Regions from separate parts of the Mus musculus genome. Here region 1 is linked to region 2. Evidence: chromatin loops called from intact Hi-C (ENCODE). Cell type or tissue: gastrocnemius. All regions are shown on one strand.

Region 1 (8,000 bases), 270 kb after region 2:
GAGGGGAGGGTGGGGAACATGCAAGGGACACAGGAACACGATGACATGGCCAGGGCCATAGCTTCTGTTATGGGAAAGAGGAAGAAAGACCAGGGCTGGAGCTGGGGTGGAAGAGGGAAGGGGGAGACACTGTGGCTGCATTCCCCCACCCCCAGGAAGCACCTCTTGTCCCTGGCTCCCCTCCTTTGCCCTGGCCCCCTAAGATTCCATCTCTCTTGTTCTGCCTCTGGCTCCAGTGGCTCCTTCTGATGCTCCCCTTGGCTTCTCCCTGGACAGACACTCCAGTAGGATGCTTGGGGTTTAACCACCCAACCTTACTCAAGTATCCCTCTGCCTTCCCCGCTTCTGCCCCTCCTCAATACCACCTTTTCTCTCCTCTGGGACAGAATCTTCTTTCCCCTCCTCTCTCCTCCCTACCCCTGGGAAAAAACAACAACAAAAAAGAAAGCACCAACTCCCCAGGAAGGGGCAGCAGACAGTAGGGGAGGGGACAGAAGGAGGAGAGCACAGGACCTTCTAGGAAAGGCTCACAAATCCCTGGGAGGCAAGGCAAGGGGTTAAAGGTGAGGGCAGTGGCTGCTGCTGTCCTCTGCCACCCCTGCTCATTGTCCAGGGGACTTCAACACAACTCAGGGGACAGGTGTTTGTAGGGTCAGCTCTGATAGGGAGAAGAAAGGAGCAGGAGAAACATTGTTAAAACCTAGTGAATTCCTTCTTCCTCCTCTCTGTCTGGAGGCTCCTTGGTTGATGAAGAGTCGTGAGGAGTTGGTGGGAAGAGGAGACTGTACCAAGAAGAGCTTTCCTCCACTCTCCCCTCTCCCCCATCAACTTGGAGCTCACCAAGGCTGGGAGGGAAGTGGCTGAGAGCTCACTGGTACCCCCTCTGCCCCAGAGAGGGAGCCCACAGCTGTGGGGGGGGCTGCCACCACTGCTGCTGCCGCCGCCGCCGCTGCTGCTGCCGCTGCCGCCATTGGACAAACCTCACCAGTACCTATAGGGAGAAACACCAAGGATCACAGCACAACCTAAATGGCAAGAAACATGTTCCATACCCCAGACTTTTCAACTATTTCCCTATTTCCCCTGGGACACAGCCGTTACTTCCTATCTGGTCCCCAGAGGCTTCGGCCTGCCTGCTTACCCAGACTGAGCATGTCCATACTGCCCTCTCTGGATCCCAAGGCTCCCTAATCTGAGTGACAGACTGGCATCCCTGGCCTTCCTGCGATCCCCTATTGGGCCCTTTGAGTTCCCTTGTCCCACACATCCCATGCTGCCCCCCCCAGCCATGTCCCACACCTTGCCTGGTGGGTGCAGGGGTCCCCCTCAGCAGGTAGGCTGTGGCTGGGGGGCATCTCCCGGGATAGGAGGGGCGGCCCCCCCCAGATGGGTCTGCATGTGGCCGGCCAGCTGGGCAGGGGTCTTGCAGTGCACGCTGCACAGCTTACACAGGATGCGGTCAGCCCGCGGGGCCTGGAGCCCATGGTCCTTCACCGCGTGGATGCGCAGGTATGCTGCTGTGGTGAAGCCTATTGGGGGGGGGGGTTGGGATGGGGGGTTGGGGTCAGCCTGGTGGAGACCCCAGAGACAGGGCTGTTCTCCTAGGCTGGGGACACCCTCCTCACATGGCACTGTCCTCCTCCCACATCCTTGGTAGGCTGGGGCCAACTACTCCAGAGAAGCATAGCCTTTCCCTACGCTTGCTGGGGACTGGTTTGTGTGGTGCCCTTACTTAGTCCTTAATCTCTACAGAGACCGTCCACGACACGGCTACCTAGCTTTTTAAAGGCTTGACTCTCAGTGGAGACGGCTGTGTCCCCCCCCTCTCCAGTGCCCCCGTCTCAGCTCCTTTAGTCACCAACCACAGTGAAACAGCTTTCTGCTACTGGGTAGGGTGCATGCTCGTCACACCCCTGCTGATGTACTCCACCTGCCCCAGGAGCTGGAGACAAGAGCTTGTGGCTGCTAAGTTGAAACCCTTGGGACTGGCTTTTTGGCTATTCCTTTCTCAAAGTAACCACGTCCCACTTCATTCTCCCAAGCACACCCATGAGGTTGAATTTCTGGTAGACGGTCTCCTGTGAACCATGGCACATAATTTAGTGGTGGTGTTTCCAATGCTGTTGTACTTGCCCCTTAAAGAGTTCTCTCTACTCGCCACAAGCTCTTAGCTGCAGCACCCTTGACCCACATCGGTGAAAAAAAACCCAACAGCTCTGTGCCCCCCTTTTTAGTCCCTGCCCTCCTGGCACCCCTTAGCATGTACCTTTGTTGCAGAGCTCACAGACATGGTGAGGGCCCTGGCTGTGCACCTTCATGTGGTCGGAAATATAAGCCGAGCTCAGCATCTTGCCACAGACATGACATGGCACCTTCTCCTCGTGTCGGACTGTGTGCGCTCGGAGGCGATCCTTCGTAGCAAAAGCTGCCTCACATTTCTGGGGGAGGGTGTGGGGTCACAGGAGAGTTAAAGCTTCGGGGAGTAGAGAGAAGGGAGCAAGATAAGGGGATCAGAGTCTCGGGGGTCTTTGATCTGTAGGAAATGGGCGTGAGATGACCAGGCCTTGAAGGAGAAATGTGAAAATGGAGTGAAGAGGCAAAAAGAGAGAGAAAAAGGGGGTCTGAGAGGCTGAACCCACACAGCTACAATGAGGATCAAAATCATGAAAACCAGGACAGGAGGAAGCTGGCTTCCTACCTCACATTTGAAGGGCCGCTCTGTTGAGTGCACTTGTCTGACGTGACTGTTGAGGTGATCCGGCCTAGGGATATGTTGAGGTGGGAGGGGGTGTGTGTTAGGGCTTAGGCTCCAAGGTAAGGTGTGCCTCAAATCTACCTAGGTTCCTCCAAAATGCCTCTGCAAAGGTCCCAGCGTTTCCCCCTCAGCTTCAGTCCTCAGGCAGGAAAGCCCTCAAACCAAGATTCCTCTTCTGCCCAGAGGCTGCTTTCCTTCAGCCCAGAGACCCACCTCTTCTAAAGTACCACCCCCTGTTCCTAGCAACTTCCCTCCTCCCTGGGAGTGGTTCCTGTCCCCAGGAACGGGAGCCGCCTCCCCACCAGCCAAAGACAGGCCACCTTGTTGCCCTCCCCCCCACCGGCCTAGTGGGCAGCGAGGCCCCTGCACACCGGGAGAAGCTCTTGCCACAGTGGGAGCAGTTGTAGGGCTTGTGCACAGCGCCGTCATGTGAGCGCACGTGGTAACTCATGCGGTCCTTGCGCTTGAAGCGCTGCTGGCACACAGGGCACTGGTAGGGCTTCTCGTCCGAATGCGACAGCTTATGTCGGTTCAGGTGGTAGACGTCGCGGAAGGCCTTGCCGCACATCTCGCAGGCGTGATTCTTCCGGATGCGCTTCCCAGAGGCAGTCGTGGTCACAACGCCACCGGCCGCCACCGCGGCTGTGCCGCCGCCAGCCCCGGCTTCTCCCCCACCCCCGCTGGCCCCGCTCAGCTGGGGGACACTCAAGAGGCTCAGGGGCACCATGGTGGGCATCTTCATAGCACCCGAAGGGACCCGGCCAGCCTTGGCTCCCGTGTGGATGGCTTCGTGCCTTCGGAGGTTGTAGCCGTTCTTGAACTCCTTGGCGCACAGGGCGCAAATGTAGGGCCCCTTGCTCTTTGTCTTCTTCTCCAAGACAGATGCAACTGGGGCCACGGCGACCGTCGAGGTTGGGGCGACGACAGCGGTGGCAGCCGCTGCTGCGATAGTGGCGGCCGCGGCGGGGGGCGCGGCCTCGGCGGCTGGTGCGGAGACGGCAGGGGGTGGCGGAGGAGGCGCCGGAGGCTGCTTCAGGGCCGCTGTGTCCACTGTGGAGGCGGCGGCAGGGGCCGGGGGTGCAGTAACCACTGCAGCGGCAGCCGCCGCAGCAGCCGCCGCCGCCGCGGCTGATTCCTGCGCGGCGGCGAGAACCGGGAGCAAGTCCACTTGGAGGGGCTCGGCCGCCGGGGCCTGGGGCGTGGGTGGGGGCGCCGGCGCGGCCTGCGGAGACAAGGCGCCGTGTGGGCCGCGGTCGCTGGTCGGCGCCTGCCCGCCCGGCCCGGCCCCTACTCACCTGGAATGGACTCTGGGCGCAGCCCTGGGAGGCAAAGAAGCGGGACTGGAGCTCAGCCCCGACCTGCAGGGGGTTCTGGGCGTGACCCTGAGGTGGCGGGAAGGAGTTCATGAGGCCGCCCACCCCCCGGGAGTCCAGGCCCAGCACGGGGAAGGGGGGGGCCAGCAGCGTGCAAGGGAACACGGGGAACATGGCCTCGGCCACAGTGGGGGCCCCCGGAGCTCAGCGGGAGCCGGGGGCACGGGCCGCGCGGGGCCCGGGCTCGGGGCGCCGCCCCCGGCCGGCCGGGTTGGGCCGAGCCGAACGCATGGCCCGAGGGCCGCCCCGCCGCCCGCGCACCCCGGCCGGCGGGAGGGAGGGAAGGAGGGCGTCTTGTGGGGCGCGGAGCGCGGCGGCGGCGGCGACGCCCCCTGGGTGGGGGCGAGAGGCCCCGCGGGGCCGAGGGCCGGGGCCGGGGGCGGGGGGCCCGGGCGGCGGCGGCGGCGGTGGTGGCGGCGGTTGGAGCCTGGCGGGGCGGGGTGGGGGGAGCGAGGGAGCAGCTTCGGCCCCCGCCGCGCGCGCGCGCCCAGCCGGCGCCTCGGGGAGGGCGGGGGAGGGCGCGAGGGAGGGAGGGGGACAGCTGCGCGCGCACCGGGCGCGCGGAGGGGGTGTGGGACAGGAGGGAGGGCGGGCAGGAGGGGGTGTGGGAGGGGGGGCAGGGGCGGGGGGGGCGGGGGTTGTTACCTGGAAGATGAAGCTGCTCCAGTTGCTGGGATCCATGGCGGAGGGAGGAGGGAGGTGGCTCGCGCTCACCCTGGGGCGGGAGGAGGCAGCTGTGGGGGAGGGGGACCCAAGGAGGAGGCGCGCAAGGAGGGAGGGGGGAGGAGGGTGGGGGAGCGGCGCACACTGCGCGCCGGAGGGCGGGCGGGGGGCGCGAGGACACACAAGAGGCTGGAGCGGGCGCGAGCGCGAGTGCGCGCGGGGCCAGCGGGAGGGGGAGGGACAGGAGGGACTCTAGAGGGCGGAGGGACTGGGGAGCCACCCAGCAGCCCCGGTCGCCCCGAGCGCGAGACCCCCAAGACGGTTGCTGATTGGCTGGCGATGGTGCAGGTGGTGGGCGCGCGGGAGACTAGGCGGCTTCTCTTCCCCCACTTGAACGATTCCACCCCCCACTTCCCTCCGCCAGCGGCCGTTATTTCGCGCGCACGCGCACATAACAGGGACGTCGTTGCTGAGCGGGAGAGTGGGGAGCGCGCCGAGGGAGTTACAGCGGGGCGGGGCTAGCTTGGAGCGCGTGCCCGCTTAACGGTCGGTCGCTGTGCTTAAGCTTTCGCGTCAGCTTTTTGATTCTTCTAGGCCACCGTCCCCTCCCCATTCCAGTGGTTTATTTACAATCTTGGCCTAGTTTGGGGGTTTCCCAAAGATGGCGCCTACATGGGTGTCCTGCAGAGCTTGATCCTGACCCCCAGGGTAGTTATGGACTCTGACCCCAGCCCTGTCATCCTCAAAAACCAGGCTCAACCATGGAATAAAAACTGTATTTACACAACACGTCACTATACAAGGATTTTTAAAAGAAGGTAGTGTCAAGAGGGACCGCTGTGCTGGCTGGCGGCCAAGCTCAAGAGATTCGCCTGTAAAGAAGAGGAACGTGCGTTAGCATAGCAGCCTAAGGTGGGCTGCGGTGGGGGAACACCATGCAGAAAGGGCAAAGGTGGCCTTACCTTCAGGAAAGACTCCACCTGCTTCCCAGAGATGCCTTCCACCTGTTCCAAGTCCTCCACCTAGTGGGACAGCAACACTAGGAAGGGAGTGGACACAGCACGGGGACCCCCCCACTGCACCTGTCCCCAGGGTTGTTACCTCACTGAAGGGGCCGTGGAGCTCCCTCCAGCCCACGATGAGCTGGGCTTTCTTCTGGCCAATGCGCTGCAGGCTGCGCAGTTCCCGAGCTGAGCCTTCATTCAGCAGATCCAATAATTTTTTGCGCCCATGTGCCAGTAACTCTGGGCTAATCTGTACCTCCCAGTAGTCCTCATCCTTTTCCACAGCTTCTGACTCAGGGGATGGCTCCAGCTATGAGGTAACAGAAATGCCAGTAAAGGCAGTGGGTGACTGCCATGACGAGGCACAGTCCATCTCTCTGCGGCCTCTCCCCTCTGGTCACTAATTTTGTTGTGCTTCTTTAATTGCTAGCTCCTTTCTCAGTTGCTGTGAAGAGTCAGTGAGTGACTGAGCGCACACATCAATCCTGATTAGGAAGAAGTGTAATTCAGTGGTAGAGCGCTTGCCTTCCATGCTTGAGGGCTGGGGTTCAATTTCCAGTACAGGGGGGAAAAGGGAAACCAAACAAAAAACCCATGCGGGGGAAACTGCATCATGCCATTACAATGGGGACAGTTCTACTAATGTTTTGTGTGGAGAAAATTATATTTTTCATTTTATGTGAGAGATTCTTAAATACTTGTCCATTTCCTAAATAGGCTCTACAGTTCTTAGAGGGCAGGGGCCACATTAGATCCAGTCAGCAGCCAATCCAAACACAAGGGGCATCAGGGGCATCAAGAAGAAAAGAAACAGTGGTAGATATTTTCTATGAGACACATCCATACCTCACTCCCCCACCACACCCCCTCAAAAAAGCTCTATAAGGCATCTTTAAGGCATTATGCAAAAGGCTCCCAGCTGGAAAATGGGGTGGGACTCACCTTCCTTTTGGGGCCTTTCTTCAGGAGCTGGATTTGGTTTGAGGACTCTCGCTGCTTCTGAACTGAAAGGAATTTGGAACTGGTCAAAGACACAGGCCACCTCCTGCCCTCCCTCCCCTCCTAGTAACCATTTGCTTCTCCCATTTCTATTTCCCTAGCTCCTTCCTTTCAACATGACTTTTTTTTTTTGAGGCAGGGTCTCATTCTATAAGGCTAACCTAGAACTCATAGTAACCCTCCTGCCTCACCCTCCTGAGTGGCACCATAGCCAGTCAGTACCCCACTGTCTACAATACTAGAGGACAAGCATCTAGGGCTTCTTCAGACCCAGTGGGAGGATGAGTGACATGATAACAGCATCTTTCCGTCTCTTCCTTTCTGAAATAGCTGCTTCTTCCTGGAACCTGGAACTAAACTTACTCCGTTGCAGGGGCATCACTACAGCCTTTTTCAGGGGCTTTGCCACTGTGCCACTATAAGAGGCAGGCGGCTGGAGAATTGTGGGAGTGTTCTCTTTTTCCCTTGGATCCGGTGCCTCCTGGGCCAACACCTTGGCTTCCAGTTCTTTTTGCTTCATCTTAAGCCTCTGTCGGAAAGAATCATGGGAGATGTGATTTAGCTCCAGCCCCAAAGCAGTGGATTAGGAAGGTTAGCAGATAGAGTTCTGAGGTCCAAGAGGAGAGACAGAATTCAAAATAACTAAGGGAGGTCTACATCAGAGGGCTACCTAAAGACAGAATGAGTCCTTTTAAGCAAGGTATTCAACGTGAGGAGGCTTTGTTTTTTGGTTTGTGGGGTTTTTTGTTTTTGTTTGTTTTTTGGCTTTTCAAGGCAAGTGGTGAAACTCAAACTCAGAGATCTACCTATCTGCCTTCAGAGTGCTCGAATTAAAGGTCTGCAACACCACCTCATGTTTTAAAGATTTTTTTTTTTTGATTATACAGTGTTATACCTGCATAGGCACCAGATCTCACTGCAGACGGTTCTGAACCGCCATCATGCCGTTGCTGGGGCCTGTACTCAGGACCTCTGTAAGGAAAACCAGCATTCTTAACCTCTGAGCAATCTCTCCAGCCTTAGATTTTTTTTTCTTTTACTTTTTTATTTTTTTAAGATAAGGTCTCACTATGTAGCCACAGCTGGCCTAGAACTTACTATGTAGATTGGGCCAAACGAATTCACAAAAAGAGCTGCCTGCCTACTTAGGCAGGTTATATATTTTTACTTATATGTGTGGGTGTTTGGCCTGCATGGATGTCTGTG
Region 2 (8,000 bases):
CCACAAGAGCAGCAGCGAAGAGAAGGCCACCTTGAAAGACAGTGTTAATTTATAGGGTTTTTATTCCCTACCCTTGAAATATTTTAAAAGCAGTTATACTGAGCACCTCGGCTCATACCAGCATTTCAAGTACTTAGGAAGCCGAAGCTGAAGGACCTCTGAGACACAGAGCTAGACTCAGTCTCAAAACAACAACTATAACCCAAAATGCCAATCTCTCAAGGATGTAAAAGATGCAGTCACCGCAACCAAACACAGAGCAGCAACATCTGTGAGGTTTGATCTGACAGAGCCGAGAGAGGAAAGAGACGATTCAATAGCAACAGTGAGAGACTTCGATGCTGCAAAGGAACAAAGGACTTGAACACTGTGCACAAGTCAAACCTAAAGGTCACCATGAGGACGCCCTGCCCAGCGACAGCAGATGTGCACAGTACCACAGAGATGTCCTCCAGGACAGACCATATGCCAGGCTACAGAGCCACCCTCCACGAGTTTTAAAGGACTCAAGTCGTACGGAGAATGTTTCTCAATCACAAGAGCTCAAAATAACAACAAAAGAAATTAAGGGAATTCAAAAATATGTGGAAACTAGGCAACACTATTCGAGAACTAAAAAAAAACAAACAAAAGGAAAATCACATTGAGGAAGTAGAAAACACATTGGGATAAGTGAAGATGAATTTACAACCTACCAAAGCCCACGGGCTGCAGGGCCAAGCAGACAGCACACAGCTGGAGTTCTGGCAAGTGGAGGCCAGCCAGAGCCACATTACAAAGGTAACACTAGCTTCACACAGCTATTATAACATGAGTAAGATGGGGCATCATTTTCCTCTCTGATTAGCCATGACCTACCTTGCACAGTGTGGGGGTCTGAATGAGAACGGCCTCCACAGGCTCATCTCTTGGAATATTTGCTTCCCAGTGAACTGTTTAGGAAGGATGAGGAGGAGTGGCTGTGTAGAAGGCAAGCTAAGGAGAGTGGGCTTTGAGATTTCAAAAGCCTATACCAGGTCCAGTTTCTCTCTACCTACAGATCAGGGTAGCTCTCTCAGCTCCTTCTCCAGCACCATGCCTGCATGCTACCATGTTTTCTGCCAGGATGATAATGAACTAACTCTTTGAAACTGTAAGCCAGCCCCTAGTGAAATGTTTTCTTTTTATAAGGGTTGCCTTGGTCAAGGTGCCTCTTTACAGCAATAAAACAGTAACTAATACACTCAATAAGTGTGTGTGTGTGTGTGTGTTTTGAGATAGAATTTTGTTCTATAGCTAAGATAGGCCTGGAACTTACTATGTAACCCAGGCTGGTCCTAGCTTCTCCATCCTCTTGCCTTAGCCCCTAGGGACCAGGTGCACCACGTGCTTGGAAATCAATACTTGCTGAAACCGTAGCTGGCTGTTTCTGCAGCTCACAGGAAGTGAAGTTAAAGACACAGACAAGAAGAGATTTTGAAAGAAGTTCAGGAACTTAAGGTTACCACTAGTTATGTAATAAGTTCAAGGCCATCCAGGGCTACACAAGACTTAGTCTCAAAAACAAACGAATGAACAAACAAACCAAAAAAGGGCTGAAGAGATGGCTCAGTGGTTAAGAGCACTGATAGCTTTTCCAAAGGTCCTGAGTTCAATTCCCAGCAACCACATGGTGGCTCACAACTATCTGTAATGGGATCTGATGCCCTCTTCTGGTGTGTCTGAAGACAGTATACTCAAACAAACAAACAAAGAGTCTTGCAGCCTCCACATTCGTAACCATCACAGTGCATCACCCTCCAGCAAGCCTATGACAGACTGTGGTGAGCTTCTTGGAAGAACACACCATATGTGAGGCACACAGGTAGCTCAGGGTGGAGATCTGGGGGAGGTATTTATAGAAGTGAAGAAAGTATTGGGCCAGCCAGGCAATGGTCACATAGGCCTTTAATCTCAGCACTCAGGAGGCAGAGGCAGGCAAGCCTCTGAGTTTCCAGCCAGCCTTTAAAATTCCAACATGGCCAGAGGTACACAGGAAAAAAAAACCTTGCCTTGAAAAAACAAAAAGAAGCCAGGCAGTGGTGATGCACGCCTTTAATCCCAGCACTCGGGAGGCAGAGGCAGGAGGATTTCTGAGTTCGAAGCCAGCCTGGTCTACAAAGTGAGTTCCAGGACAGCCAGATCTATTCAGAGAAACCCTGTCTCGAAAAACCAAAAATAAATACATAAATAAATAAATAAATAGATAAATAAATAAAATAAGAAGGGCGGGTATGGTGGTGTAGGCCTTTAATTTCATTACTCAGGAGGCAGAGGCAGGCAGGAGGCCAGCCTGGTCTATAGAAAGAGTTCCAGGGCAGCCAGGGCTACACAGAGAAACCCTGTCTTGAACCCACCCCCCCACCCCCCAAATAAGAGACCTGAATTTAAACCCAGCACTCATGTCAGGTGGCTCACAACTCCGGGTGACTTCGGCTTCAGGGCATCCAACGCCCTCTTCTGGCCCCCCAGGCACCTGCGCACAGGTGGCATTTACTCACACAGACACACACGCTGCACAACTATGCATAAGTAATATAATATTGGTGGTGCTGGAGAGATGGCTTAGTCACTAAGAGCACTGGCTGCTTTTGCAGAGGGCCTGGGTTTTGTTCCCAGCATCACATGGTTGCTTACAACCACACATAACTCCAGTCCTGGAGGTCCAGTGCTTTCCTCTGACCTTCGCAGGCACCAGGCAGGCACATGGAGTACATATATACATAGAGGCAAAACACTCCTCTGTCTTGGTTACTTTACTATTGCTATGATAGACCTAATTGACCAAGGCAACTTATAAAAGTAAGCTTTTTATAAGCCCCAATTTAGGGCTTACAGTTTCAGAGGGTTAGAGTTCATAGCCATAATGACAGTGAGTACGGCAGCAATCAGGAAGGCATGATTCTGGAACAATATTGAGAGCTCACATCTTACGACACAACCAGGAGGGGGGGGGGAGAAGAAGGGGGGAGGGGAGAAGGAAAGGAAGAGGAGGAGGGGAGAGGGAGAGGCACTCAGAATGCAGCAAGTCTTTTGAAAACCTCAAAGCCCACCCGCAGTGACATACCTCCTTCACCAAGGACTCACCTCCTCATTCTCTCAAACAGTCCTACCAACTGGTGGTCAGTTACTAAAATCCATGCATCTATGGGGACCATTTCCTTTCAGATCACCGCTCTTACCCATGAGCTGCTGGAGAACACAGTTCCCAGGTCCTTTCGTTCTCTGAACTTCAATGTCTGCTTTTCCCCAGCTAAACGTGAACGTCATTTCCTTCATTTGGCTGGTGCGAGGATCGCAGGGGATGGTATACATGAAGGTGACAGGTGGAGAATAGATGATCAGTCTACCTTAATTAATACCTTAAAGAGACGAGGTCACTTTATGTAGTCTTGGAACTCGCTATGTAGATCAAGCTGTCCCAGAACTCACAGAGAACTGCCTGCCTTTGCCTCTCAAGTGCTGAGATTAAAGGCGACCGCCCACTACTTTAGTTAAATGTTGGTCTGTAAAGGAGTCTGAGAAATCCCAAAATCCCAGCCCGATCCTTAAAGGAAATTCCAATCTCAGCCACTAGGGGGAGAGCGCAGTCGCGCTTCCTTACCCAGAGGCCTGAGGGTGGTGGCATGCCCCGCCCATCTCTCCAGCCTTTCCTTTGCACAGGAAAACTCTGCTCAAGAAACCCCACTTAAACAGAACCCCACGCCACTTTCTGAGTCACTATATCCTCCTGCAGTAGCAATGTGATCTGGCAAGAGTCGCTCTAGGGCTTTCACTACTTCCTGAGGAGCATCCAAAGTCCAAAGTCTGCCTAAAGCTAAGACCTTCATCAGTCTGGGCTGCCTCTAGAGCTATCCTGGCCCTCCTGTAGATCCTTTTCTGCAGCTGCCAGACAAGATAGGCTCCTGCCTCTATCCCTTAGCATATGTTGTTCCCTTTCCTCGACGTCCTCTCTCCATTTCCAGCTTCTGCAACCTCACTTATGTTTCAGTGACTGAAGGCTACCTCCTCAGCCATGGGGTGATGACCCACACCTTTAATCTCAGCACTTCCAAGGCGTGAGTTTGAAGCCATCGTGGTCTACAGAGTGAGTCCAGGACAGCCAGGGCTACATAGAGAAACTCTGCCTCTAAAAACAAAAATAAATACATAAAATAATGAAATAAAAGGCCACCTCCCCAATTCTCCTGAAAGTGACCTTGCCCCCCTCCAGCTTTTGGGGGTTTACCTTTGATATATTTTCTCTTTATATGACCCAACTTGGTCTTGAACCTGCCTCAGTCTCCTAAGTATTTGTGTTTATAGGCATTTGCCATCACAGCTCCTATCATGAGGTTTTAATCCAGCCAGTCTGACTGCAGCAAGTTCCAGGTCTTCAGTAAGAGCCTGTATTATACAGCAATCTTCCATTAGCCGAGCCCAGAATGTTGCTCAAAGTGCCATATAATTAAGCCTATCAAAGCAATTACCAAAGAAGTCATCGATCTAATCGGTACCTCTTAAACTTTAGTGACGTGGGAGCTCTGGGGAATCCGCAGCTCAGCCTCATTGACCTGAGCTACATACAGTGCTTGGCTCTCTGAACACTCACGATTGGTTCTATTGTCTCTTGATCTGTAACTTGTACAAGCACTTTTTCCCAATACCCTGGAGAGAAACAAGCCTAGGCTCTGTGTGTTTGTGAGGCTCCTGGATCACTCAGTTCTGGAAAATGAGGTGGGATGGCAGCACCAGAGTGTGGCTTCCATGTGAGCCGTCTATGGTTCCAAGACAGTGTGGCATCTGCAAAAGTCTCTGTGTGAAAAGTACTTGAGTCAAGTAGTGGCCCCTTCTTGACTCAAGTCAGCTAACTTAACTCTCAGACTCCCCATATGTTAGATGATTGATTCATTTAAAAGTGTCAGGCTGGGAGAGACGGCTCAGCAGACCCAGAGGGTCTGAGTTGCCAGCACCCGTATCAGGCGGCTCACAACCAACTGTGTGTAACTGTATGTATCACACAATTCTGAAAAACCCACAGTGGGCTATACCCTTCCTCATCACTCACTAATTAAGAAAGTGCCCTACAGCTTGTTTTTTTGAGACAGGGTTTCTCAGTATAGAAACCTGGCTGTCCTGGAACTCACTCTGTATACCAGGCTGGCCTCGAACTCAGAAATCCGCCTGCCTCTGCCTCCCAAGTGCTGGGATTAAAGACATGCGCCACCACTACCTGGCCTTACAGTCATATCTTGTGGAGGCATTTTCTCAACTGAGGTTCCCTCCTCTCCAGTGGCTCTAGCTTGTGTGCCTGCACAGGTGGAGAGCCAAGTGGTTCATTGATTGCTCGGGGGCCAGGGCAGGTCCAAATCCTGTGGGTGCTGCTGGCTACTGAGATGCCTGGTTCTGGGTTCTCCGACTTTCCAAATCTGATGACGCCACCATCACAACTCTAGCCTTGCTAAGCATACAGACCCCACCATACCCTCAGGGCCAAACCTTGTCAGTTTATGGGGGCTGGAGAAATGGCACAGTGGTTAAGAGCACTACCTTCTCTTCCAAAGGTCCTGAGTTCAAATCCCAGCAACCACATGGTGACTTACAACCATCCATAATGAGATCTGACACTCTCTTCTGGAGTGTCTGAAGACAGCTACAGTGTACTTACATAGGAAAAAAAAATAAATCTTAAAAAAAAAAAAAAAAGCCAGGCGGTGGTGGCGCACACCTTTAATCCCAGCACTCCAGAGGCAGAGACAGGCAGATTTCTGAGTTCGAGGCCAGCCTGGTCTACAGAGTGAGTTCCAGGACAACCAGGGCTATACAGAGAAACCCTGTCTCAAAAAAAACAAAACAAAACAAAACAAAACAAAACAAAACAAAACAAAACAAAAAAACAACAAAAAACCCCTGTCGGTTTGAATTTCAGACTTAAGTGAGTATGATGTTACAGGTCTGTAATCACAGCACCTTCACACATACGCACTTACAACACAGACACACAAACATTAAATAACAGAACACATTTTAAACATGCTTAACATTGGTCTGCCAGGCACTGGAGGTACAATAATGAACATGATATGATCCCTAGCCATCCATCTGCAGGGACCAGACGGAACCTAGAAGCAAAGGAGTGATTTTTATTTTATTTATGCACTTAGAGACAGGATCCTGGGGCCGGATAGATGGCTCAGTGACTAAGAGGCTGTTCTTCCAGAGACCCTGAGTTCAGTTCCCAGCAACTACATTCTGACTTACAGTCATCTATGATGGCATCCAATGCCCTCTTCCGATGACAGAGCAGTCATATACATAAAATACATAAACAAGCCTTTAGAGACAGGAGCTCACTGTACAGCCCAGGCTATCCTCAAACTGACAGTCATCCTACCTTGGTCTTCCAAGTGATCACAGGGTTCTGGTTGTTTTTGTCAAATCTAATTATTTTATTAAGTAAATAATGTGTAGAGGTACCTGAGTGCAGCATGTGTATGCAGGAGCCCTCGAAGGTCAGAAGAAGATGCTGAATGCCCTGGAGCTACATGCTTGTGAGCTGCCACGTGGATGCTGGGAACTGAACCTAGAGTCTCTGCTGAAGCAGTAAGTGCTCTTATCCCTGAGCCATCTTTCCAGATTGTCAAATCCAAACTTAAAAATGACATCCTTAGTGCTGGAGAGATGTGTTAACCTTGAAGAACACATACCGCTCTTCCAGAGGACCCAAGTTTGATTCCTGGCACCTATATCAGGTGGCTCACAACCTCTTAGAACTCTAGTTGCAGAAGGTCTGATTCCTCCGGCCTTGGTGGGCACCTGCACTCATGTGCACATACCTGTAGGCAGACATGCACGTAATTTTTAAATTCTATTTTATTTATTTTGTGTGTGAATATGTGTCTGTCCACATTCATGCTATAGCATGCTTGTGTTGGTTGGAGGAAAACCTGCAGGAGCTAATTCTCTACTTCCATTGTGAAGGTCCCAGAGATCCAACTCAGATCTTTGGGCTTGCTTGGCAAGCATCTTTACCTACCCAACCATCTTACCAGCCCAGCGTGGGGGGAGGGGGGGACAGAAAGACAGAGACAGACAGAGACAGAGAAAAGGTGACAGTGAATTTAAATTGATTTAGTTACCTTTGTCCACAGCTACCACCCTTTCCCTCCTTCTCCCGTGAAGTGAGCTGGGTTGCACGTCCTCTGGGCAATCAGGCAGAGGATTTGTACGACACTGGGGCCTCAGCACACACCTGAGCCCCCCTGCAGGCCTGTGTCTTCACACTGGAGTCAGGACCGACTTCACAGCTTCACAGTGCTGCCTGCCGTCCACCACCCTCCAGATTGCTTCCTCATTATAAAACGTAAGATATACTCCCTCAGCAACTCAGGGTGGCCCACTCCTACCAAGTCTGACAGCCTGAATTGGACACCTGGGACCCACATGGTGGAAGGAATCAGATGTCCTCTGACCTCCACACAGGCTCTGTGACATACTTACGCTCCAACACACAAAATTAATAAATGTGGCAAATAAACGAATAAGAAATTATGGAAGCTGGGCATGGTGATACATACAGCTTCTAACTAATCCTAGCACTGGCGAGTTAGTATGTTGAGGCCAGCCTGGTTACCTAGTCTACATAGTGAGTTCTGGAACAGCCAGTTCCATGTCAAGAGACCCTCTTAAAAAAGAAAGAGAGAGAGAAAAGAAAGGATGGAGATGTGGCTCAGTGGTAGGATGCTTGCCTAGTAGCATCCTGAATCTGTATGATGGCTCAGGCCTAAAGGCAGGAGGATGTGTTCAAGGCCAACCTCCACCACATAGAGAGCCTTTGGGGCTAGCCTGGATTACCACTATCTGTTTAAATGAAACAAAGATGTGAGGCAGGTCTTCAAAGGTTAACTGTAAGCCGGGTGGGTTCCCTTAGCATTACTGAGGGCCACTGGCCCCTGGGGCTGCAGAACTCTCTTGGCAGACTAAAGTACCCTAGTGGCCAAGGC

Evidence for each region. Peaks named below come from ENCODE experiments on the same cell type or tissue, not always from the same donor. Only the 100,000 strongest peaks of a DNase experiment are listed, where the experiment ranks them.
Region 1: a loop joins it to region 2, with 2.2 times the contacts of the local background. A loop is called at or near these places in 3 of 42 quality-filtered maps.

Annotation. Positions count from the first base shown.
Region 1 is chr7:127,022,178-127,030,177 of GRCm38, forward strand. It overlaps Maz (MYC-associated zinc finger protein (purine-binding transcription factor)), which reads right to left and starts at 4,302. Exons shown (of 5, transcript NM_010772.1): 1 at 4,051-4,302; 2 at 3,127-3,977; 3 at 2,699-2,762; 4 at 2,267-2,438; 5 at 1-991. The coding sequence starts at 4,242. The coding sequence ends at 837. Kif22 (kinesin family member 22) reads right to left here. Exons shown (of 14, transcript NM_145588.1): 10 at 7,158-7,323; 11 at 6,738-6,799; 12 at 5,893-6,105; 13 at 5,754-5,813; 14 at 5,554-5,663. The coding sequence ends at 5,616. In gastrocnemius, a CTCF peak has its summit at 3,193; DNase peaks (open chromatin) are centred at 943, 1,346, 3,207, 3,745 and 4 more places; H3K4me3 peaks cover 4,620 bases; H3K27ac peaks cover 4,237 bases.
Region 2 is chr7:126,751,436-126,759,435 of GRCm38, forward strand. No RefSeq gene overlaps it. Among named protein-coding and RNA genes, the nearest start is that of Mapk3, 4.2 kb to the right of the region's middle. In gastrocnemius, CTCF peaks have their summits at 3,585 (motif pointing right) and 7,983; a DNase peak (open chromatin) is centred at 3,629; H3K4me3 peaks cover 671 bases; H3K27ac peaks cover 1,311 bases.